2 separate regions of the Homo sapiens genome follow, and region 1 is linked to region 2. The links are chromatin loops, found by intact Hi-C in ENCODE. Cell type or tissue: CD14-positive monocyte. All regions are shown on one strand. Links, peaks and the distances in the headings refer to the core of each region. The heading gives the core; the rest is flanking DNA. Region 1 overlaps LINC02345 (long intergenic non-protein coding RNA 2345). Region 2 has its middle 47 kb from the start of LINC01852.

Evidence for each region. Hi-C counts contacts between places; a loop is a spot of excess contacts. Peaks named below come from ENCODE experiments on the same cell type or tissue, not always from the same donor. Only the 100,000 strongest peaks of a DNase experiment are listed, where the experiment ranks them.
Region 1: a loop joins it to region 2, with 2.5 times the contacts of the local background. A loop is called at or near these places in 5 of 110 quality-filtered maps.

What each region holds. Positions count from the first base shown.
Region 1 is chr15:38,044,365-38,056,530 of GRCh38, forward strand. LINC02345 (long intergenic non-protein coding RNA 2345) reads left to right here. Exons shown (of 4, transcript NR_120330.1): 2 at 210-311. Among named protein-coding and RNA genes, the nearest start is that of LINC02345, 10 kb to the left of the region's middle. In CD14-positive monocyte, for the core only: no CTCF peak of the experiment used is centred there; a DNase peak (open chromatin) is centred at 6,367; H3K27ac peaks cover 2,279 bases.
Region 2 is chr15:38,114,256-38,126,421 of GRCh38, forward strand. No RefSeq gene overlaps it. Among named protein-coding and RNA genes, the nearest start is that of LINC01852, 47 kb to the left of the region's middle. RefSeq lists an enhancer at 5,718-5,907. In CD14-positive monocyte, for the core only: no CTCF peak of the experiment used is centred there; a DNase peak (open chromatin) is centred at 5,816; H3K27ac peaks cover 1,195 bases.

The DNA of each region.
Region 1 (12,166 bases), core at 1,517-9,516, 70 kb before region 2:
GGAAGAAGGGAGGGGAGGGGAGGGGAGGGAAGAAGGGAAGGGAAGAGAGACAAATTACAGCTCAGTCATTAAGTCACTTGCCCGAAGCCACATAGCTGGCAAGTGGAATTCAATCCAAGATCTTCCAATGTGGAACTTTTGAGAGGCCCCTGGATACCTACCCAAAGACCTTTAGCATAACAGTCCTGGCCCATGTTCCCTTCTTCTAGGCCCTGGTCTTGCTTGGCTTTCTGGATGTTCTCAACCTTGACATGACTCCTTATTCTCCAATTCATTTGGACCTCAAGACACTACTACTCTGGCTACAGCCGGTAAGAGCTATATATACTATGGCTAGACCATTGCCTATAGTGAAGATAGTGGTTTCCCCAAATGAAATGGATATTGCCACTATTGATCATCCTAGGTTAAAAAAAAAAAAAAAAAAAAAAAAGAGGCAGGGGGGAAAAAAAGGAAAGAATCCCTCTCTGTTGGGGGGTTGACTGGGGATCCATTCAGTGGGTCAGATTTTGGACTTGGGAAAAGAGGTCAAGAAAATTACCACTGGTAAGGTAGACTGGCCCTTTCACCACGACATGACTAGGGACTGAAGAGAGAGGAAGGCAGTGAGGAACTCCCTGCATGAAGCATGGCTAATGGATCTGTGATAGCTGATGTGAGGCTTTAAATTTGCTTTTGCTTCATTGGAAACCCCTGTTATCCTCAAACTTTCAGTATAATGTTTTAAATACTACAACCTTGTCTTACTTATATTATTTACACTTGGGAGAATTACCATACACACTTGGAGTGAAGTGATTCCAGGAAAATGGAAAACATTCTGCTGGATATCTTCTGATTCTCCCTCCAATCTCCTCTCCATCCTTCTCCACCCTGCTCTGTGCCCTGCCAAGCTGATCTGTATAGACTACATCTTTGGGCCTCTTTGCTCTCAGGCTTCTAGTTGGGTTCATCTAAGGGGGAGATTGGTAGGAAGGAAGGAGGGAAGAGTCTGAGGTTAGGGTATTTATTCCTCCAGTTCTCTCACCATAGGGTTATTAGGTACTGGCTGAATCCCTACAGCTTCTGCCAAATGGTCTTCTCCATGCATTGTTCTCTGTCTTTGCATTCTGGTGACTGCTCCCTTCTATAATGGAAACTCAGGTTTCCAGTCCTGGGGTGCTACATCCTACTGACCCTTTCATAAATTGGCCTTTTATTAAACTCTTCAAATTACCCAACTGAGTGGATATCTGTTTCCTGCCAAGATCCTGACTGACACAACCACTTTGTCATTGTTGCTGCTGTTAACTAGTTGTATTTAGGAATAATTTCCATGGAGAAAAACATGTATCTTAAGGGTCCACTTCAGTAACTACTGACGATGCACACATTCCTGTAACCAACACCCCAATGAGTTAAATTTCTAGCACCCCAAAATTTCCCATTGAAAATTTCCACCACTGACTTCAATTGTCTGTATTTTCTGTATTTCTAGATTAAAATTTATTTCTATGCATTTAGAGAATCAATAAAATTAAAACTTGTACTTCATAATGTACATAGCTGATTTCTCTCACTTTGGCCTTTTCTATCACTTTACCAATATTTACAACATTTTTCCTCTTAGTAGTTGAAAAGACATGTGTCGACCCCTGTGCAAATACTCCATCTTGATGCTCCATTAAGCTCACACTTCAGAACTACACTAAATGAAGAAACGAAGGGCCCCCTCTTCTCCATTTCCCTAACCATCCTCCTTGATCTCCAGTTTCTCTAGCATTCCTGAATACCTGTGATGTCCTACCCTATGCCTGACCCCACATCAAGTTCCAAGTGTATTTCATCAGAATTGTATCTCTTCACTGCAGCTGACTTTAGTTAAGTATACAAAAGACAAAATCAAACTGAGGGTGCTCTAAGGTACAAAAATTCCCCTAAGGGATGCTCGCATTTTGCATTTTTAAAACAGATCTCCAGTTAACTGAAATGATTTGCTCATTGCTCATGTCATAGCTAAGGCAAATCTAGGCAATAGAGTGGAAATGGTTTGGAACAGCAGGTCATTTCCATCCGATGAGATGAGATCTAGCAATCTTTTACCTACTATGTCTATCCACAATGTTGCTCTGACTCATGAAAATGAGTGCATCCACTTATTCCCCCTCCCAACTCACAGGCTTGTGTGACAGAAGAGTAAGTCCTGGCCCCTTTTTAAACCATTTTCCATTAATTAACAATCTCCAACCCTGACACACACCCACATAAAAAGAAGTCAATTAAGTGTTTAGAAATTTTGGAGATGGGGAATAAGAAAGCAGCTGACAACTACGTTGCAGGTTTGAATCTGAAAAACATAAAATTTAATAGCTTTCTAAGAAGGACAAGGAAGCAGCGAATGGAAGGGGAAATTTTTCAAAGTGCTAGAGAGGTACAGATAGTGTTTAATTTTAGATACCATGCTGCTTCTATCAACAACATGAAATCCAGTTGACTATTTCAGCAGCATATGTAACTCAGCTAATCAGAAAAATATGCAAGCAGTTGAGTAGCTGTCTTCTTGACAAACTTTAACATATGGATCTGGAAAACATCCTGAATTCTGGGGCAAAATCAAATCAATCAAAAAGGCATTAGGGATTTCTTGCCATTTAGCAACAAAGCAACCCTCTTTTCAAAAGGTTCAATAACATCCTTTGGTTCCAAAACAAGGTCTCTTGAGCCTCCCTTTGTTGCAAGGGAAAAGTCACTGAACCTGAAATTTTGATTCAGCTCTGTCTCATTGACTCCATTGGTCTTGAACAAACCACTTCACCTTTCCAAAAGACTAGAGGAAGTCTAAGGTCTCATCTAACTCTCCCATTTGACAATTGTATTTTCCTGATTAGTTTTCTGACTCATGTTAATAGCTATCCATTTTATCAAGAAGTTGCAGAGCAATAAAAAAAAGGTGAGTTAACATTTTTATACCTAAACTACCTAAGATATATCTAGGAGAATCTATGCCAAAATATTTAAAGTGTGTATTAGTCTGATCCTGCATTGCTATAAAAAACTACTCGAGACTGGGTAATTTATAAAGAAAAGAGGTTTAATTGGCTCACAGTTCCACAGGCTGTACAGGAAGCATGGCTGGGGAGGCCTTAGGAAACTTACAATCATGGCGGAAGATGAAAGGGAAGAAGGTCATCCTACATGGCTGAAGCAGGAGGAAAAGAGGGAAGGGGGAGGTGCTATACACTTTTAAACAACCAGATCTCATGAGAACTCACTCACTATCATGAGAACAGCAAGGGGAAAATCAACCCTCATGATCCAGTCACCTCCCACCAGGCCCCTCCTCCAACATGGGGATTATAATTGGACATGAGATTTGGGTGGGGTCACAAATCCAAACCATCTCAAAGTGTTTCAGTCAAATTGATGGGATTGCGAATGATTTTTTCTTCCTATGGGTGAAGAAGTCATTCTTGAAGGAGGGGTAATAAAAGGGATTTGTAGCTGTATAACAAAGAATTTGGCTTTTCTCAAAGAAAAGATCTGGCCTATGCCCTGGGCCCTCCTGATGGGAGGGTGTTTGCTTGCCTGGTGGCCTTAGGTCATACTGGATGGTCTTAACAATGGGATTTAGGGTAGGGGGTGACCACAACCATACAGTCCTAGGACAAGGGCTGGCAATAGATCAACAATGTGACATAAAGTGGGGCCTTTGGGTAACACAGTAACAATCAACCTGAAGACTGAGATCAAATACGTATGCAATCAATCATGTCTACTAAATAGAGCCCCAGTAATAACTCTGGTCACTGAGGCTCAGACGGGCTTCTCTAGTTGGCAATTCTCCATGGGTACTGTCACACATCAGTGCCTGCAGAGTGATGTGTTCTGCCTTCATGGGCTGAAAACAACATATGTGTTCTTCCCTTGGCTGATTTAATCTGTATCCTTTCCTTGTAATTAACCATAACTATGAGTAGAATAGCTTTCAGTGAGTTCTGTGAGTCATTCTAGCAAATTATCAAACCTGAGGATGGTTTTGGGAACCCCCTGAACTTTTAGCTGGTATCAGAAGTGAGAACAGTCGTGGGTGCTATAGCCTCTACTTTGTAGTTGGCCTAAACTCTGCAATATCACAGCAATTAAAAAAAATTAAGATTTAAGATCAATATTTTGCTTCCTAAAAATGCTATGGCCTTTGACAATTTCCCACAAAACAGCCAACAGCCTCCAAACATGCTCTTAATTTATCCTCTCCCTTCTCTTCTGTCACTGTCCCATGTCTGCACTCCACTCTTCCCCCACCAAGAAATTATTATTTACTTTTAATGAAGGTCAGTTTTCTTATTTCTCTGGACTTTTGACTACTAATATTCATTGGAATTTCACCTTCCAATTAAGAGTTATCTTTCTTTCTTCTGGTTATTTATGTACACATTTAAAATTTTCTGCTAAGAAAATGTACATATTCTTTTAATAAAAAAGTAACCTCCTCAAAAGCAGGCCCACATATTTTTCAGTCTTCAGACAGATTTGCACATGAAAATAAAACTGTGCAGCCAGAACAACTAATTGGAAACAATTTATATTTGATAGGTTTAATATTCTCTTTTCTGATTTTTGACATTCTTGCCATAACTTATATCCTAGTTTCTAGTCCCCCAAAGTTTCTCTTCTATTTCAAAATTTTCCTTAAACTTTGGCTGACACACCCTTTACATCCTGGCCCCTTCTTCCCCTCTTCTCTATAGCATTGTCTTCTTTTCTGCTAGTTATTCTCTGCTCTTTGCTAAGTAAAACCTGCAATCCTATCTACGTTTCCTTGTCTTTTTCTCACAGAATGTCTCCAATATTCTTTTTAAGACAAAATCAAAATCATCTACATCCACACAGCTTACTGACTATATTAACATGACTTTACTACTTCAAAGTGGTCATAAACGTAATTTTACTATTCCAGGAAATTTGCTCATAAAAATAAAAGTTAAAAATGAATTTATTTTTTATTCCAGCAACTTCCTGAAATACCAATCAATTTTCAATAGAAAGCATTAAATGATAATGTATACCCCAAGACTCTTTGAACCCCTCGTCAGAATTCTCACCTCATTGTGTCCATTAACCCTAACCTGTTGTATCATAATCCATATCCAACTCTAACCAAGCCCTGCGTTGAAAGACCCACTTTCATCTAGATGAGTCTCTAAGTCTCTAAAATTTCAATAAATTTCCTGACTTTGCCTTCCCTCTTTTGAGGCTCTGTTAAGACTATGTCTACATTATGGTCTCTCTTACCATGGTAAGAACAAACTCAGCTTTGTGCCATTATAGGTAGTTTGGTGATGTTTGGGGAAGCCAGCATTCACCACAAAGCTCAGGAGAAGAATAAGATAACAAGCCATAATTTTCCTCTGTGATTGAATGTTTATACATGTGTTTTAGGTGGAGTGGGAGGCAGGGAAATGTGTTGTAGGGTGGTAGGAAAGAGAAAGAAATATACAGACATATGCCACTTTAAAATTTTAGCAGATTTCTATAACTAATGTCTCATTAGACCCTTAAAACAATGCTATGTAGCACACAGGACATATATTAGGGTCCTCATTTTAAAGACGGAGACTCTAGACTCATGGGGTGACGTGAGATTAAGATTTGGGACACATAACATGAAACAGCTAGAGGAAATTGCTAAAGCAGGAGTCAGCAAACTGCAACCTGCAGGCCAAATCCGGCCCTGAGGCCTGTTTATGTAAATAAAAGTATATTGAATACAGCCATTTTCTCATTTGTTTGCGTAATTGTCTATAGTTGCTTTGCTGCTATAATAGTATTGTTAAGTAGTTCTGACAGAGACCATATGGTGCACAAAGTCTAAAATATTTTCTGGATGGCCCTTTATAAAACAGGTTTGCCAATCCCTGTTCTAATGCAACACAACATAAAGTTAACTTCCCCCAAAATGTAATAAAATTATTAAACTCTAAAGGCCTTGAAGATGTGAGTTGGATAGTTCTTCATCAGGCAAAGGGATATACAATAATATGAAGTGATAAATTACCAGGTTCTAAAGGGTTTCTAAATAATAGGAAAGAGTTCTCCTGGGAAGTTCTCAACCCAGACACAGATAGCAATGATACTGTGAACTGAAATAGTGTAGGTAAAGGCCTATCATTCACCCAGCACTGTAGGCATCTAGGCAGCAGCAAATAGGAAGAGAAATCGCTATAATAACAAAAATATTGTTGATAAAACTTGAACTTTAAAGACAATGAGAAGAGAAAAGATCAAGAGAATGCTGTACAATTGCTGACTCAACAGTAGCTAAGAAAGGAAACAAAGCTGACACAGGCAGGCATGAATTGTTAGGAAATCAATAGCTTAATGAGTAATCGAGTCAGCTTTCCTAGAACACCCAGAATGAGTTATGTCTGCGTTTTTGCTTTTCTTTTGCAACCTAAACTTCAGGCCTCTGACTGGTCTCTCTGCTTCCAGGCTTGCTCCCCTATATTCTACTCCCCAGAAAAAATTATCCTTTTACAACAGAAATTAGGTCATGTTAATACTTTGCTCAAAACCCTCCAGTGACTTCACATTTCACCAGAGGTTGATCATTCTTGAAGCTAATAAATCTGCAGATTGAGGGCCCCTCATTGCACAGGGCTCTTCCAAGGCCCTGGAAGGGGCTCTGGCAATGTGCTCATGTGGTCATTTTTTTTTAAAATTTGCAAATATGAGATATTTTTACCAAAGCTCTTTATTGCTTATTTCCCTCTGTCACATTTCTCTTTAAGTCAAGTGGTGTGAGAATAGACAGACACTTTAGGGCCCAGGGAAGGAGAAGTTGAATTGGAGAAGCATTTAGTTTGGGTTAGTAGGATGTATTATTGTGGTTCACAGTTACTTCAGTGTAAAAATTTTCCTGGTGTTGGAATGGCTTCCAGGAATACTTCTGCCATTCTCTGTACCAATCTATGTTGTGACATTAAAGTTCACAGCCTGAGATTATAAAATAAGAACTTGTCTTCATCATACCAGAAATATGTGGCTAGTAGAGGAGAAAAGGGGGTTGAAATATATGCAGCCAGAAGCGAGTACACAGAAAATTCTTACAAATCTTATGGTCATATAAAGAAAGAAAGTTGAGAAAAGTTTTCTCAAATTGACGACAATTCTAAAAAACATACATAGCATTAGCAGTAATGAGTTATAAAATTAAAGAAGGTTTTTTCCATGAAATCAACAATAAAAAGATAAATTTTGTCCCAACAAGCTAAAGACTGAATTATCTTCAGTTCTTCCTATAGAAAATGATGTTAGAAAATAATATGAATAATCAGTTATTTCAGTGTAAACTAATGAAGAGGGAAAAAGTAATGCAACTAACTTTGTTTATACCTTTAAAGAAAAAAAAGGAGAAAAAAGTAATACAGAGAGGTGTCACAGTTAGTAAAATTATTACGGTTTGGGTTTTTTTTTTGGATTTTGTGGTATGTGTAGTATCTTTTAAAACTGATATTATTATGATTTTTTTCATTCCAAATAAGTATTAGGTTCGTAGCTAATTTTGTATTCTTTTACTTATAGAAAGCCTCAGGATTATAAGCTTCAAACCCTACAAATCCTGGATCCACCCTTGATTCTCAGAGTTAAATACAAAGCCTTTAAAATTGGCCTGTCAAGCCCCCATGATGACGGCTTGCTACTCTCTGACCCATCTCCAACATCCCACCCTTACTCACTCCATGCAAGCCACTGTAGCCACTTGCTGATCCTAGATCATACCCAGTACCTTCCTGCCACAGGACTTTTGCACTGGCTGTTTCCTCTGTATAATACGCTTTCCCCAGATATCACCATGACTTTTCTCTAACTTTCTTCAGGTCTCTGCTAACATATTACCATAACAGAGCAGCATTCCCTGATTACCTATAAAAAATAACACTGTCATCCAGCTCCTGCCACTTTCTATCACCTTACATTGTCTTATGTTCCTTAACAATTAACATCATGTAATACTTTAGTTATTTATTACCAACTTTCCCAAGTAGAATGTAAGCTTTGAAAGGAAGGAGACTCATGTTCGCTGCTGTGTCCCCATCCCCAGGGCCTAGAACAGTTCCTGGCTCATAGTTAGAACTTTAAATTCGTTACTGAGTGAATGACTAAATGAACAAAAGAATGAATGAGTGCATGGAATTATTAACACCAGAATTTAAAGGGATTAATAGTAAATACAAGACCAGATTGTGACCATACTTTATTTCATTTGCAATTTGCTGTATATAATACATAGTTTGATAAACTACATCTAACTCATTTGAGAGAAGCGTTTTAGTTCTTTTCAACTAGAACTTACAGTTGCAAATAAAGAGGCCAAAGGAAGAACCTTTTCAAGTACTCCCGAGGGCAAATAATTAAACTGTTTGGGCACATCATTATGTCTCTTTCTGAGAGGGTAAAACAGGTAAGCAAATTTTTATCAACGAGCACCTGACTGAGGCCCATTCCTATTGGCTGATAACATTCCTTTTATAATATCTTAATCTTGAAGTACCAATTGCCTTTTTAAAATATTCTTAAAATTGTGACTTACCTCTTATATAACTAAGCACAGAAATTCACATCCTACAAGTTGGAAGGAGCATCAGAGATCACTGGGCCCGATGGTTCCCAAACCAGTTGTGTATTAGGAGGACCTGAGGAATTAAAAAATATATAGATTTCCTGGCCCTGGAGCTGCTATAGCAGAATCTAATGGTGGAGCCTACAGAGCTATATTTTTTAGCAGGCTCTCCTCATAATTTTTTGCAGCCTTCCTGACTCACCAGTATTTGAGAACTACTGATCTTGTTTTCTCTTCTTACTTACTGTGTTTCCCAAATGGTGAAACTAGTATGTACACATAACCCTTGACTAGGAAATAGAAAAAAAGAATCCATTATCGTCTAGATGGTGGTTCTCCATCTGACTGAACACATGGAATCATCTAGAAAGCTTTTATTTTAATGGCTAGGCTCTCCTCCCAGCTGATGAAATCAGACTCTCTGGGTAAGACCTACAGCACTCGTGTTTTTAAAGCTCTATAGTGAGTCTAATGTTCAACCAGGATTGAGGAACCCTGATCAAGAAGACAAGAATTTCAAGAAACAGAGAAACTATATTTGTCTTTCTTCCTTAGGCACTTCCTACTTTCTGAGTCTGACATTCATATATCTAAAAAGGCAACTTGGAGACATCCCCTCCTACTGAGGTTTTTACAGTTGAGAATCTTAGATTCTAGAGAGAAACTTGCCCAAGATCAAATAATTAATTAGAGGCTGATTTAGAACCTGAACCCAGGTTTCTCATTTCCAGAGCTGATGCAACTTTTACTACATCAAAATCTTCCTATTCACTGTATTTCATTTCATAAGCAAGCCTCTGTGATCTCAGAGAATCTTTATTCAGTCTCCTGGTCATACCAGCACTCTTTCAGTGAATTACAGGCAGGAGCTAGTTATAAATTCAATGGCGGGCCAGATAAGCAGCTGCCCATGACACCAATCTATAACAGCATTTTCCAAACTTGCCTGGTCAAAAGATTCTTGTGGGGAAATTGTTAATAATACAGATTCCCAGATTTCGCCACTGAATATTTTGATTCAGTAGACTTAGTTCAGGATCTTGAAATACGTAAGTATGACAAAGGCTACAGCTGATTCATATGCTTGGCAAGTTTGGGAGAGACTGTACTAAAATATTATTAAAATAAGTGATATTTTATCCCACTTAAACTGATTTCTATATGTGACTCTTTAGAGCAGGAGTTGACAAATTTTTCTATAATGGGTCAGATGGAATTTGTTTAGGTTCTGCAGGCTGTGTGGTTTCTGTTGCAACTACTCAATTTGTTGCGGTAGTGTGAAAGCAGCCATCAACTATATAGATGAATGGGAATGGCTATATTCTATCAAAACTGTTTACAAAAACAGGCAGTGGACTGGACTGGACCCACACACTATAAGTTGGCAACTCCCTGATTTACATAACGATAAAAATGTAAATTTATAATTGTAACAAATATTTGCCTACAAGAAATAAGAATAAACAAAAATAGTGACTTAAATAAATAAGGATTTATTTCATCTCACATAACAAATTTAGACTTAGGTGATTGCTGTTGTAAGTTTAGCAATTTAATAACATGTCAAAAGTGGGACCATTTACCTTCAGAAACTTCTAGAAGGCATCTTCTTTTGTATTATTGGTTAGATTTGGATCACATGCCCACACCAGGTTTTATGACTAAGTACACTGTTCCTGAAATCAAGGGAATTCTGTCCAAAAAGTGCTGGGGTGGGGAGCAGGGAGTGTGGAGGTGGATGACTAAGATCATTAATATAGAAGAAAGCTGGGTAAGTAGTGCTTTTATGTAGCCAGCTCACAGTGTCTGTCACAGTCCAGCCCTTTGGCAATCTGACATCCACACACATCCTTCTTCCTACACATGCAGTTTTTAGGTGTACTCACCCTTCTCCCTAAGGAAGGAAAACTATGACATTCCTCTAACTACTACATTCACATCCAAATCTAGTATCTCTAGACAATGTTCGATCTTCATTTGGTCCAGAGATAAGTTCTTTCAGGTGTGGAAATTTTCTCCAAAAATCAGGTTTCCTGCTTCCAACATATCTAATATACAATTGTTGGAAAAGACTAATCTTTAATATTTGCTAGCATATACTTCATCCTGTTAGAAAGACATAGTGAGAAATGCCTGCCCTCTCAATGGAGACAGTCTTTGATTAGTCAATCTGACAATTCCTGGTTCTATTCTTGACGAAACTCTCCTGATTTTTCTTCCATAGCCTCTGGTTCTTCCCTCTAGTAAGATATGCCTTAATCACTATTTTTAATGCCTGTTTCTGAAATGAGCATTCAAGAGAAATTTCTCAAATGTTAGCAACCTCTGCGTGTTCGTACAAATTCAGATACCTAAAGATTGCCTTTGGGGTTCAATAATTACATGCAGTTGTTGGTGAGGCTTGGAGTATCTTTAAGCAATAAAGTTCCTCTCAAAAACTCAGTAGATTCCGTCTATTTGTGTCTGGTCAATTCCTTGCATTAGTAACCACAGCTAAAGATCTCGTCTAGACAGTCTTTGAGGCTAAGAATCCTTGTCTCTCTGCAGCTAGATCCTGTGCTCTTCTAAATCCTCTCGGTATTTAACTCACACAATCAGGTTTTTGTGCTAAAAAATCTCCAGTTTTATCAGTCTTAAAGATGCCACTTTCCCACCTCTGCTTGTTTTAACTTGAGATATCAAAGACACCTTCTCCAACCCTACAAAGTATGGAATTCTGTTCATTTAGACTGGAGGTCACAGTTAGAAAGCATCTCTCTCAGCAGTCATACTTTCTTCCCTCTCTGATTAGAGATTACCTATCTAATTTAAGTTTGCCTCTCATAGTAAGACTTTTTTTGCTAACAGCCATTAAAGTAACCCAACACACAGGAACATCCTGAATTTTTCCTTTCATTTCCCATGCCACTCTAACCTTAGTCAACCTGTGGTCTGCATTATAAGACAGATCAGGCCAATGGTTGCTTAAATATTTTGCTATACCGAAGGTTTTCCTGCCTGACAGTTGAGTCCGCAACCTCCACTCTGACCTAACAAAAAGTGTGTTTCTTGCAGTATTCCACTTCCAGGACCCAAATTCTCTATCAGTTAGATATGCTTTCAGCTATAAACCATTAAAACTCAATGAACTACAGATGAAACAAATAAAAATATTTTTCTCTAACAGAAATCTAGGTGTGAGTAGTAGCATTGGTTCCAAGGCATCAAGGCCCTAAGTCAGCATCTCTGTGATTCTCGTGGCCTCCTGCTCATAGTCACGAGATGGTTGCAGCACATCATCACATCACCTTGGAAGGCAGGAAGCAGGTGGTAGTGTGATGCAGAGCTTTTCTTCTCAGCCTCTGTCTCTTATATCAAGAAGTAAAATTTTTCCCAAAGCCCCTCAACAGCCTTTTACTTAAATCTCATTGGCCAGAATTGGATAAGAAGCCTGCTCACCTTAGACTTGGGCATACCTTCCATGGAATCAAAGGATCTGCACTGGGGGAAAAAAGTTAGGGTCCCTTAAGCAAGGAATACTTAGCCAACGGTGTCTGCCGTAGACTGCCCCCAACAAAACTGACAAGA
Region 2 (12,166 bases), core at 1,888-9,887:
TAAAAGTAGCATATGCTTTGTTTTTCCTCCACTTATCCTTGGAACCCAAAGTCACATCATTCTAAGTAGACGATTTATTTTAAGATTATATTATTATTATTCTCCATTTAAAAGGAAGCATCAGAATTTGATGTATCTGCTCAAACAACAAGCCTCACTCTACACTGCAAGAAAACTAAAAGCAAGCTCTTTTAAAAGTAACCACCCCAGTGGTTTATCAGGCACAGCCCAACACTGGCAAAGATGGTAGAAAAAAGAGTGAAAAGTTCACTCAGTACTCTTTGCTTTCAGTTTTCCCTCAGAATTCAACTTTCCAACAATAATCTGAGCCCTGTCTTCTTCCTCTGAATTTTGTCCTTTACATGGAAGGGAAAAAAATGCTGGTGCCTATAATAGTTGCTGATAGTTACTGCCTTAAATTTGCTCTCCTGGTCATGAGAAAGTGTTTCCACTTTCTAGTGACCCTTCCCACGTACTAGGGCATTCTTGCCAGGACTCAACTATGGAAACTTATTCCAATTAGGCAGGAAATGAAAAGAAACCTGTCCTACCATTTGGCTCAAAGTAAGAACGAGTATATATAGAAGAGTCCCAGAAAAAAAAAAAAAGGCAAGAAAAATAAACTCAGCTTCCTACCACCAACACCACCACTGTTTTTTGTCCCCAACAGAAACCTACAGGCAATCTGTTCTCCATAGATGTTAAATATTCAAAATTCTAGGAGGGAAGTGTTATGAGTGACTAGAGCAAAAAAAATGGAGCAAAGCTGTTGTGTTCTCTTTGACTCTATTACAGGCAAAGCTATTTGTATGACCCATTGTCCAAATGCCTCCTTCACCTACTTCAGCTGGGGGATGGGAAGAAGAAAGAGGCTTTGGCCGCAACAACAAAATAAGTCAGTTCTAAAGACACCGAGAGTCACCTTTTTAGAGCTCAACTTTTATTTCCACCTGAATGAAAAGCTCAGTCTGAGGTGAGAGCATCCTCAGGCAGCCAATCATTGGGATGCATAGTTCCTAACCCTTTGGAGTCACTGGGAAATCCCAGTGATGAATGTCCCCTTCCACATCCTGGACATTTGTCACTCAATTTCACCAGGTCTCTGTTTCCTCTCTTGAGGCAAAAAAAGAGAAAGGTCTCCCAGTGTCTTTATTAGGAGAATTTTGAATAGAATTGTTTAAGAAGAGGATTAACATTGACTTGGTATTGAAAATGGCCAACTCCTCTAGACAAAAATCTGAAAATAATTCTGATAAAAAGAGCAATTCTGCTTGTGAGCAAACCAGATGGCTACACACCCCTTCATCCAGTCTGTTGGTTTTCACATTGCTGCCTTGGAAGTTTCTCCCCAGAAAAACACATGGACGTGAGACTTTCTGACTGAGTTAGGAATCTGGTTCGAAAAAGGGCCTATCCACACTAACCCCTAGGTCTGCCCAACATAATTGCCCGCTTCATTTTCTTCAGGATATTTTCCCTGACAGATTGACTACACTTCTGAATAACTAAATATATCACTTATGGTCAACAAAGAGAAAACATTGAGGCTTCTTTGTGGAGCATTCAAACCAAAGCTTAGCGTTTGACCAAATTCCCTGGATTCATGCAGTAAATTGGGTCCAGGTGTGCTCTGAAGAGTTAGAACACTCATATTTAGAAAATTTCTCAGCTTCTACTTGAATGTTTATTTGTAGAGCTGATCATTAAAGCATGAGTAGAAAGAACATCAGAGGCCATCTATTAAGGGAGGCTTCCTGTTTCATCAGGAAGTGGTGATTGAACACCTTATAATCCCACACAATCCCACTTCCTCTAAGTAATTGTCATATCCCAAAAAGATGTGATAATTAAAGTTCAATCTTGGAACTCACACAATTGGTGCTAGGAACTGACACAATTGGTGCTAGGGTGAGTGTCAATTGCCCAAGACACTGTGGGAGTCCATTAAGAAAAAAAAAAGTTTATCATCTCAGCAAATACAGGATTACTGACAATAGCTTGGATTGACCAAAACGAGCATTAGTATGGACTCAACTATTCTCCAGGTTGGTATGGAGTTCTCAGCAATGGGTGAAGAGTCCATGGATGAACTTTAGAGTGGACCTTCTAAAAATATTGTGGAAAAGCACATGTGCATTTTAGAGGGAGGGCCCATAGCTTCTTTCATACTGTCATAGGTCATATTGTACCTAACAAAAGCCGTTAATGACCATAAGCACTGTACATTAAGATGTTATAACCTCAAGACTTGATTTTACGAAGTCAATCTTTGACGTAAATTCAGTGCCCTCTTCCAAAATCCTAACTCTGCCATAAGTTAATGATTATATGTTATAGTTAATCTAGTTTAAACCATAACTGTGTATGAGATATTGATAAGCATATTTCCTTCTCCCAGTTAATCTTTTTTTAAAAAAATCTCTTTTTAATTATATGACTCAATTAACCATCAATCAGAATAAGTCATATCTTGTGAAACAAATTTTTAAGAAATGAATGTTGGTGATAATTTAGTATCCTTCTCACTAATTCTAATTTAAACTTAATCATCACTATGGATTGTAATCTGTCTCATGCAATGCCTAATCTTGCTTAGGATCAAAGCACTCTCAAATCTTGTGTTATATGTGAAAAGTTTTTTTAGAAGTGTTAATCACCCATTATATATGTTAGATATAATCAAGGAGATCCAGTATATGATAAGATTTTTTAAAAGCATTAGATTTAGGCTGGGTGCGGTGGCTCATGCCTGTAATCCCAGCATTTTGGGAGGCCGAGGTGGGCAGATCACGAGGTCAGGAGATCGAGACCATCCTGGCTAACACGGTGAAACCCCATCTCTACTAAAAAAAAAAAAAAAAATTAGCCGGGCATGGTAGCAGGTGCCTGTAGTCCCAGCTACTCAGGAAGCTGAGGCAGGAGAATGGCGTGAACCTGGGAGGCAGAGCTGGCAGTGAGCCAAGATTGCGCCACTGCACTCTAGCCTGGGTGACAGAGCAAGACTCCATCTCAAAAAAAAAAAAAAAAAAGCATTAGATTTAAATAGAACTTCAGCACTTTATTAACTTCATCACTTGATCAATGTTTAACCCAATTTTAACTTCCCTATCTCAGCATACTTATGTACCAAAATTTTCATAGGAGCATCTCAAAATTTTTTTATGATTAAAAACACTTTTATTGAGATACAATTTATATACAATAAAATACACCATTTTAAATGTATAATTTGATGTTTTACAGTATACCCACAAAGGTTGTGAACCATCAAGTCTGTCTAATTTTAGAACATTTTCATCACTCCAAAAGGAAATCTCATATCCATTAGCAGTCGCTCGCCATGCCCTCCTCCTCTAACCCCTAGCAGCCACTAATCTACTCTCTGTTTCTATTGATTTGTCTATTCTGGACATTTCATTTAAATGGAATCGTATACTATGTGGCTTTTGTGCCTGCCTTATTTTACTCAGCATAATGTTTTCAAGGTTCATCCACATTGTAGAGTCCATCACTACTTCATTCTTAGTGGCTGGCCTTTTGGAATTTCAAATGAGATTTTTTTTTTGGCTATTACTAAGCATTATGGTGATGTCTGTCAGATGTCATTGTGCTGAACAGGTCCTGTGGCACAGTACATAGCAAGGTGTAGCAGTCAGTAAGAGGCATGGCATGATGTCAAACTCTTTCCAAAGAAGCATCATGTGCATGTAGTTTGTTTAGGGAGTACATAAGAGAGCTCAGAAAAGGCATCGAGCCATGAGACCTCCTCACAGAGTAGCAGAGTACTGAAGTCAGTCTGGTAAGAAGACAGCAGTAGCTGTGAGGTCATTTTAGAACACTGAGACATGGCTTTGGTCCTTCCAAGATTTTTATTCCCTTCAAGCAGGCTGCCAAAAATTTTAGTGTTCAAATATATACAAAGGACAGAAAATGGTTGAGAACCACCATTTCATCAACTCTCATTGTCTGTACTCAACTAAATGATAACTGCCATCAATATACACTGAATTCCTTTTTGGCTGAGCACAAAATGCTGTAGATTGAGGTGGGGTTTGTTTATATTTTAGAAGAGGATGCTTTGCTGGGTAATAACCAAGGTGGTCTATTTTCCATGGCTTTTGCTCTCTTTTTCCATAGGCAGAGGTGGAAGGACAATCTACCTGGTGCTCTGATGCCACTGAAACCATAAAAGGCTAAGGCTGTATGTCCTTACTCCCTATCATGAAGAGATCCTTTTCCATTTGATTCTTATTAAGCATCACACCATGCCCTTCTTCTCCTTATAATGCATCCAGTAGTCACAAGAGTTTCAACTGACTGATTTGGAGGCAGGTGTGATTTCATTTGACTACAATTGCATGATTCTCATGTATTTTAAGCACAGTCCTAGAGCAATGGCTCCCAAATGATCCATACTACACGTAGAAAGCATGTTAAAAATGCAGATTTCCCAGCCAGGCGTGGTGGCTCGTGCCTGTAATCCCAGCACTTTGGGAAGCCAAGGTGGGTGGATCACTTGAGTCAAGAAATTCGAGACCAGCCTCAGCAACATGGTGAAACTCTGCTCCTATAAAAAATACAAAACTCACCCCGGCATGGTGGTGCACGCCTACGGTCCCAGCTACTCAGGAGGCTGAGGTGGGAGGATGGCTTGAGCCCAGGAGGCAGAGGCTGCAGTGAGCTGTGATCACACCACTGCACTCCAGGCTGGGCAACAGAGTGAAACCCTGTCAAAAAAAAAAAAAAAAAAAAAAAGTTCAGATTCCCTCGGTTTGACTCTGATTAGGTAAGTCTGAGGTAGAGCCCAGAAATTTGAATCTGAAGCAAGCATACTTGTCCCATGTTGATGTGGGAGATTCATTAGAAGAGTCTGAGAAATACTGCTGTACTAGCTTTTGTTTACAGATTGCCTCAGGTGCCATTTCAAAAATGTCCCTCTTAAATGTTTATGTATTCCATAAAAAAATAAAGTTGGTGGGGACATAAACTTTAAGATTTTGTTATTGCATCTCTCTTAGTATGCCCTTCTCTTGCCAGTTTTTATTGATTCTCCACCTATAGTGTAAAATATCTCCATACACAGTGTAAAATCTACTTGATGAGAAGATGGTGGCAGTAGAAAAGGCTCTAGAGAGATAAAGCTTGCTTAAAAATACGGGAATGTGGGTGGCTGGCAAGATGGCCAAATAGGTACAGCTCTGGTCTGCAGATCCCAGCAAGATTAATGCAGAAGGCAGGTGATTTCTGCATTTCCAACTGAGGTACATGGCTCTTCTCACTGGGACTGATTAGACAGTGGGTACAGCCCACAGAGGGTGAGCCAAAGCAGGGTGGGGCGTCCCCTCACCCGGGAAGTGCAAGGGGTCTGGGAACTCCCTCCCCTAGCCAAGGGAAACCATGAGGGACTGTGCCATGAGGAATGGTGCATTCTGACCCAGATACTATGCTCTTCCCCTAGTCTTCACAATCTGCATACCAGGAGATTCCCTCAGGTGCCTACGCTACCAGGGCCCTGGGTTTCAAGCACAAAACTGGGCAGCCATTTGGGCAGACACTGAGCTAGCTGCAGGAGTTTTTTTTCATACCCCACTGGCGCCTGGAATGCCAGCAAGACAGAACCGTTCACTCCCCTGGAAAGGGGGCTGAAGCCAGGGAGCCAAGTGTTCTAGCTCAGCGGATCCAACCCCCACAGAGCCCAGCAAGCTAAGATCCACTGGCTTGAAATTCTTGCTGCAAGCACAACAGTCTGAAGTTGACCTGGGACTCTCCAGCTTGGTGCAGGAAGAGGTGTCCACCATTACTGAAGCTTGAGTAGCTGGTTTTCCCCTCACAGTGTAAACAAAGCCACCAGGAAGTTCAAACTGGGCGGAGCCCATGACAGCTCAGCAAAGCCACTGTAGCCAGACTGCCTCTTTAGATTCCTCCTCTCTGGGCAGGGCATCTCTGAAAGAAAGGCAGCAGCCCCAGTCAGGGGCTTATAGATAAAACTCCCATCTCCCTGGGACAGAGCACCTGGGGGAAGGGGGAGCTGTGGGCACAGCTTCAGCAGACTTAAGTGTTCCTGCCTGCTGGCTCTGAAGAGAGCAGCGGATCTCCCAGCCCACACTCGAGCTCTGCTAAATGACACACTGCCTCTTCAAGTGGGTCCCTGACCCCCATGCCTCCTGATTGGGAGACAACTCCGAGCAGGGGTCGACAGACACCTCATATAGGAGAGCTCTGGCTGGCATCTGGCGGGTGCCCCTCTGGGACGAAGCTTCCAGAGAAAAAAAAACAGGCAGCAATCTTTGCTGTTCTGCAGTCTCCACTGGTGATACTCAGGCAAACAGGGTCTGGAGTGGACCTCCAGCAAACTCCAGCAGACCTGCAGCAGAGTGGCCTGACTATTACAAAGAAAACTAACAAACAGAAAGGAATAGCATCAACATCAACAAATAAGAGGTCCACACAAAAACCCCATTCGAAGGTCACCAGTATCAAAGACCAAAGGTAGATAAATCCATGAAGATGAGGATAAAACAATGCAAAGAGACTGAAAATTTCAAAAACCAGAATGCCTCTTCTCCTCCAAAGGATGACAACTCCTCGCCAGCAAGGGAAAAAAAACTGGATGGAGAATGAGTTTGACAAATTGACAGAAGTAGGCTTCAGAAGGTGGGTAATAACAAACTCCTCCAAGCTAAAAGAGCATGTTCTAACCCAATGCAAGAAAGCTAAGAACCTTGAAAAAAGGTTAGAAGAATTGCTGACTAGAATAACCAGTTTAGAGAAGAACATAAATGACCTGATGGAACTGAAAAACACAGCACGAGAACTTTGTGAAGCATACACAAGTATCAATAGCCCAGTCGATCAAGCAGAAGAAAGGATACCAGAGATTGAAGATCAACTTAATGAAATAAAGCATGAAGACAAGATTAGAGAAAAAAGAATGAAAAGGAATGAACAAAGCCTACAAGAAATATGGGACTATGTGAAAAGACCGAACCTATGTTTGATTGGTGTACCTGAAAGTAATGGGGAGAATGGAACCAAGTTGGAAAACACTCTTCAGGATATTATCCAGGAGAACTTCCCCAACCTAACCAGACAGGCCAACATTCAAATTCAGGAAATGCAGAGAACAGCACAAAGATACTCCTTGAGAAGAGTAACCCCAAGACACATAATCATCAGATTCACCATGGTTTAAATGAAGGAAAAAATGTTCAGCATGGCCAGAGAGAAAGGTCGGGTTACTCACAAAGGGAAGCCCATCAGACTGTCAGCGGATCCCTCTGCAGAAATGCTACAAGCCAGGAGAGAGTGGAGGCCAATATTCAACATTCTTAAAGAAAAGAATTTTCAACCCAGAATTTCATATCCAGCCAAACTAAGCTTCATAAGCGAAGAAGAAATAAAATCCTTTACAGACAAGCAAATGTTGAGAGATTTTGCCACCATCAGGCCTGCCTTACAAGAGCTCCTGAAGGAAGCAAAGGAAAAACTAGTACCAGCCACTGCAAAAACATACCAAATTGTAAAGACCATTGACACTATGAAGAAACTGCATCAACTAATGGGCAAAATAACCAGCTAGCATCATAATGACAGGACCAAATTCACACATAACAATATTAACCTTAAATGTAAACAGGCTAAATGTCCCAATTAAAAGGCACGGACAAGCAAATTAGATATAGAGTTGACCCATCAGTGTGCTATATTCAGAAGACCCATCTCATGTGCAAAGACACACATAGGCTCAAAATAAAGGGATGGAGGACTATTTACCAAGCAAATGGAAAGCAAAGAAAAAAAAAAAAGCAGGGGTTGCAATCCTAGACTCTGATAAAACAAACTTTAAACCAACAAAGATCAAAAAAGACACAGAAAGGCACTACATAATGGTAAAGGGATCTGTGCAACAAGAAGAGCTAACTATCCTAAATATATATGCAACCAATACAGGAGCACCCAGATTCATAAAGCAAGTTCTTAGAGACCTACAAAGAGACATAGACTCCTACACAATAATAATGGGAGACTTTACCACCCCACTGTAAATATTAGACAAATCAAAGATACAGAAAATTAACAAGAATATTCAGGATTTGAACTCAGCTCTGGACCAAGCAGACCTAATAGGCATCTACAAAACTCTCCACCCTAAATCAACAGACTATACATTCTTCTCAGCACCACATCACACTTATACTAAAATTGACCAGATACTTGGAAGTAAAACACTCCTCAGCAAATGCAAAAGAACTGAAATCATAACAGTCTCTCAGACCACAGTGCAATCAAATTAGAACTCAGGATTAAGAAACTCACTCAAAACTGCACAACTACATGGAAACTGAACAATCTGCTTCTGAATAACTTCTGGGTAAATAATGAAATTAAGGCAGAAATAAATAAGTTCTTTGAAATCAATGAGAACAAAGACACAATGTACCAGAATCTCTGGGACACAGCTAAAGCAGTGTTTAGAGGGAAATTTATAGCACTAAATGCCCATAGGAGAAAGCGGTAAAGATCTAAAATCGACACCCTAACATCACAATTAAAAGAACTAGAGAAGCAAGAGCAAACAAATTCAAAAGCTAGCAGAAGGCAAGAAATAACTAAGATCAGAGCAGAACTGAAGGAGATAGAGACACAAAAAACCCTTCAAAAAAATCAGTGAATCCAGGAGCTGATTTTTTGAAAAGATTAAGAAAATAGATAGACCACTAGCCAGACCAATAAAGAATAAAAGAGAGAAGAATCAGATAGACACAATAAAAAATGATCGAGGGGAGATCACCACTGAACCAACAGAAATGCAAACTACCATCAGAGAATACTATAAACACCTCTACACAAATAAACTAGAAAATCTAGAAGAAATCGATCAATTCCTGGACACATACACCCACCCAAAACTAAACTGGGAAGAAGACGAATCCCTGAATAGACAATAACAATTTCTGAAATTGGGGCAGTAATTAATAGCCTACCAGCCAAAAAAGCCCAGGACCAGACAGATTCACAGCCGAATTCTACCAGAGGTACAAAGAGGAGCTGGTACCATTCCTTCTGAAATTATTCCAAACAATAGAAAAAGAGGGACTCCTCCCTAACTCATTTTATGAGGCCAGCACCATCCTGATACCAAAACCTGGCAGAGTCACACACACAAAAAGAAAATTTCAGGCCAATATCCTGATGAACATCGATGTGAAAATCCTCAATAAAATACTGGCAAACTGAATCCAGCAGCACATCAAAAAGTTTATCCACCACAATCAAATCGGCTTCATCCCTAGGTGCAAGGCTTGTTCAACATACGCAAAACAAGAAACGTAATCCATCACATAAACAGAACCAATGACAAAAACCACATGATTATCTCAATAGATGCAGAAAAGGCCTTCGATAAAATTCAACACCGCTTCATGTTAAAAACTCTCAATAAACTAGGTATTCATGGAACGTATCTCAAAATAATAAGAGCTATTTATGACAAACCCACAGCCAATATCATACTAAATGGGCAAAAGCTGGAAGCATTTCCTTTGAAAACTGGCACAGAACAAGGATGCCCTCTCTCACCCCTCCTATTCAACATAGTATTGGAAGCTCTGGCCAGGGCAATCAGGCAAGAGAAAGAAATAAAGGGTATTCAATTAGGAAAAGAGGAAGTCAAACTGTCTCTGTTTGCAGATGACATGATTGTATATTTAGGAAACCCCATCATCTCAGCCCAAAAACTCCTTAAGCTGATAAGCAACTTCAGCAAAGTCTCAGAATACAAAATCAATGTGCAAATATCACAAGCATTCCTGCATGCCAATAATAGACAAACAGAGAGCCAAATCATAGGTGAACTCTTATTCACTATTGCTACAAAGAGAATAAAATACCTAGGAATACAACTTACAAGGGATGTGAAGGACCTCTTCAAGGAGAACTGTAAAATGCTACTCAAGGAAATAAGAGAAGATGCAAACAAATGGAAAAACATTCCATCCTCATGAATAAGAAGAATCAATATCTTGAAAATGGTCATACTGCCCAAAGTAATTTATAGATTCAATGCTATTCTCATCAAGATACCATTCACAGAATTGGAAAAAAACTACTTTAAATTTCATATGGAACCAAAAAAGAGCCCTTATAGCCAAGACAATTCCAGGCAAAAAGAACAAAGCTGGAGGAAACACACTACCTGACTTCAAACTATACTACAAGGCTACAGTAGCCAAAACAGCATGGTACTGGTACCAAAACAGATGTATAGAACAGAACAGAGGCCTCAGAAATAACGCCACACATCTGCAACCATTTGGTCTTTGACAAACCTGACAAAAACAAGCAATGGGGAAAGATTCCCTGTTTAATAAATGGTGCTGGAAAAACTGGCTAGCCATATGCAGAAAACTGAAACTGGACCCTTCCTTACAGCTTATACAAAAATTAACTCAAGATGGATTAAAGACTTAAACATAAGACCTAAAACCATAAAAACCTTAGAAAAACCAAAAAACCTAGGCAATACCATTTAGGACATAGGCATGGGCAAAAACTTCATGACTAAAACACGAAAAGCAATGGCAACAAAAGCCAAAATTGACAAATGGGATCTAATTAAACTAAAGAGCTTTTGCACAGCAAAGGAACTATCATCAGAGTGAACAGGCAACCTACAGAATGGGAGAAAATTTTTGCAAATCTATCCATCTGACAAAGGGCTAACATCCAGAATCTACAAGGAACTTAAAGTTACAAGAAAAAAAAACCCCATCAAAAAGTGGGCAAAGGATATAAACAGACACTTCTCAACAGAAGGCATTTATGCAGCCAACAAACATATGAAAAGAAACTCTTCATCACTGGTCATTAGAGAAATACAAATCAAAACCCAATGAGATACCATCTCATGCCAGTTAGAATGGTGATCACTAAAATGTCAGGAAACAACAGATGCTGGTGAGGCTGTGGAGAAATAGGGACACTTCTACACTGTGGGTGGGAGTGTAATTTAGTTCAACCATTGTGGAAGACAGTGTGATGATTTCTCAAGGATCTAGAACCAGAAATACCATTTAACCCAGCAATCCCATTACTGCGTATATACCCAAAGGATTATAAATCATTCTACTATAAAGCCACATGCACATGTATGTTTACTGCAGCACTATTCACAATAGCAAAGACTTGGAACCAACACAAAAGCCTATCAATGATTAACTAGATAAAGAAAATGTGGGCTGGGCACGGTGGCTCACGCCTGTAATCCCAGCACTTTGGGAGCCCGAGGCAGGTGGATCACAAGGTCAGGAGATTGAGGCCATCCTGGCTAACACAGTGAAACCCCGTCTCTACTAAAAATACAAAAAAAATTAGCTGGGCATGGTGGCATGTGCCTGTAGTCCCAGCTACTTGGGAGGCTGAGGCAGGAGAATCACTTGAACCTGGGAGGCAGAGGTTGCAGTGAGCCGTGATTGCGCCACTGCACTCCAGCCTGGGTGACAGAGAGAGACTCTGTCTTGGAGAAAAAAAGAAAAGAAAATGTGGCACATATATACCAAGGAATACTATGCAGCCATAAAAAATGATGAGTTCATGTCCTTTGCAGGGACATGGATGAAGCTGGAAACCATCATCCTCAGCAAACTGACACAGGAACAGAAAACCAAACACCACATGTTCTCACTCATAAGTGGGAGGTGAACAATGAGAACACATGGACCCAGGGAGGGGAACATCCCACACTGGGGCCTGTCAGTGTGTGGGCGGCTAGGAAAGGGATAGCATTAGGAGAAATACCTAATGTAGATGACAGGTTGATGGGTGCAGCAAACCAACATGGCACATGTATACCTATGTAACAAACCTGCACGTTCTGCACATGTATCCCAAAATTTAAAGTATAATAATAAAAAAGAAATTAAAAAATGTAAATAAAATAAAAAGGGAATGCACATAACTGTCAACTAAAATTGCCTACCTAAGTCTAAAGCAGTCCTTTTTCATCAAAAGGCTATGTTCCAATATATAACAGCCGTTAACAGTCAAAGATTTTCAAGATTACTTCTCTCCCAGAAGTTTTCTCTAGTTAAGGGAGAGCAGTAAGATTTCTATTTTACTTTGGATTCTATTCTTGGGCATCTAGCACTAAGTTCTATCTGCTCCCAAG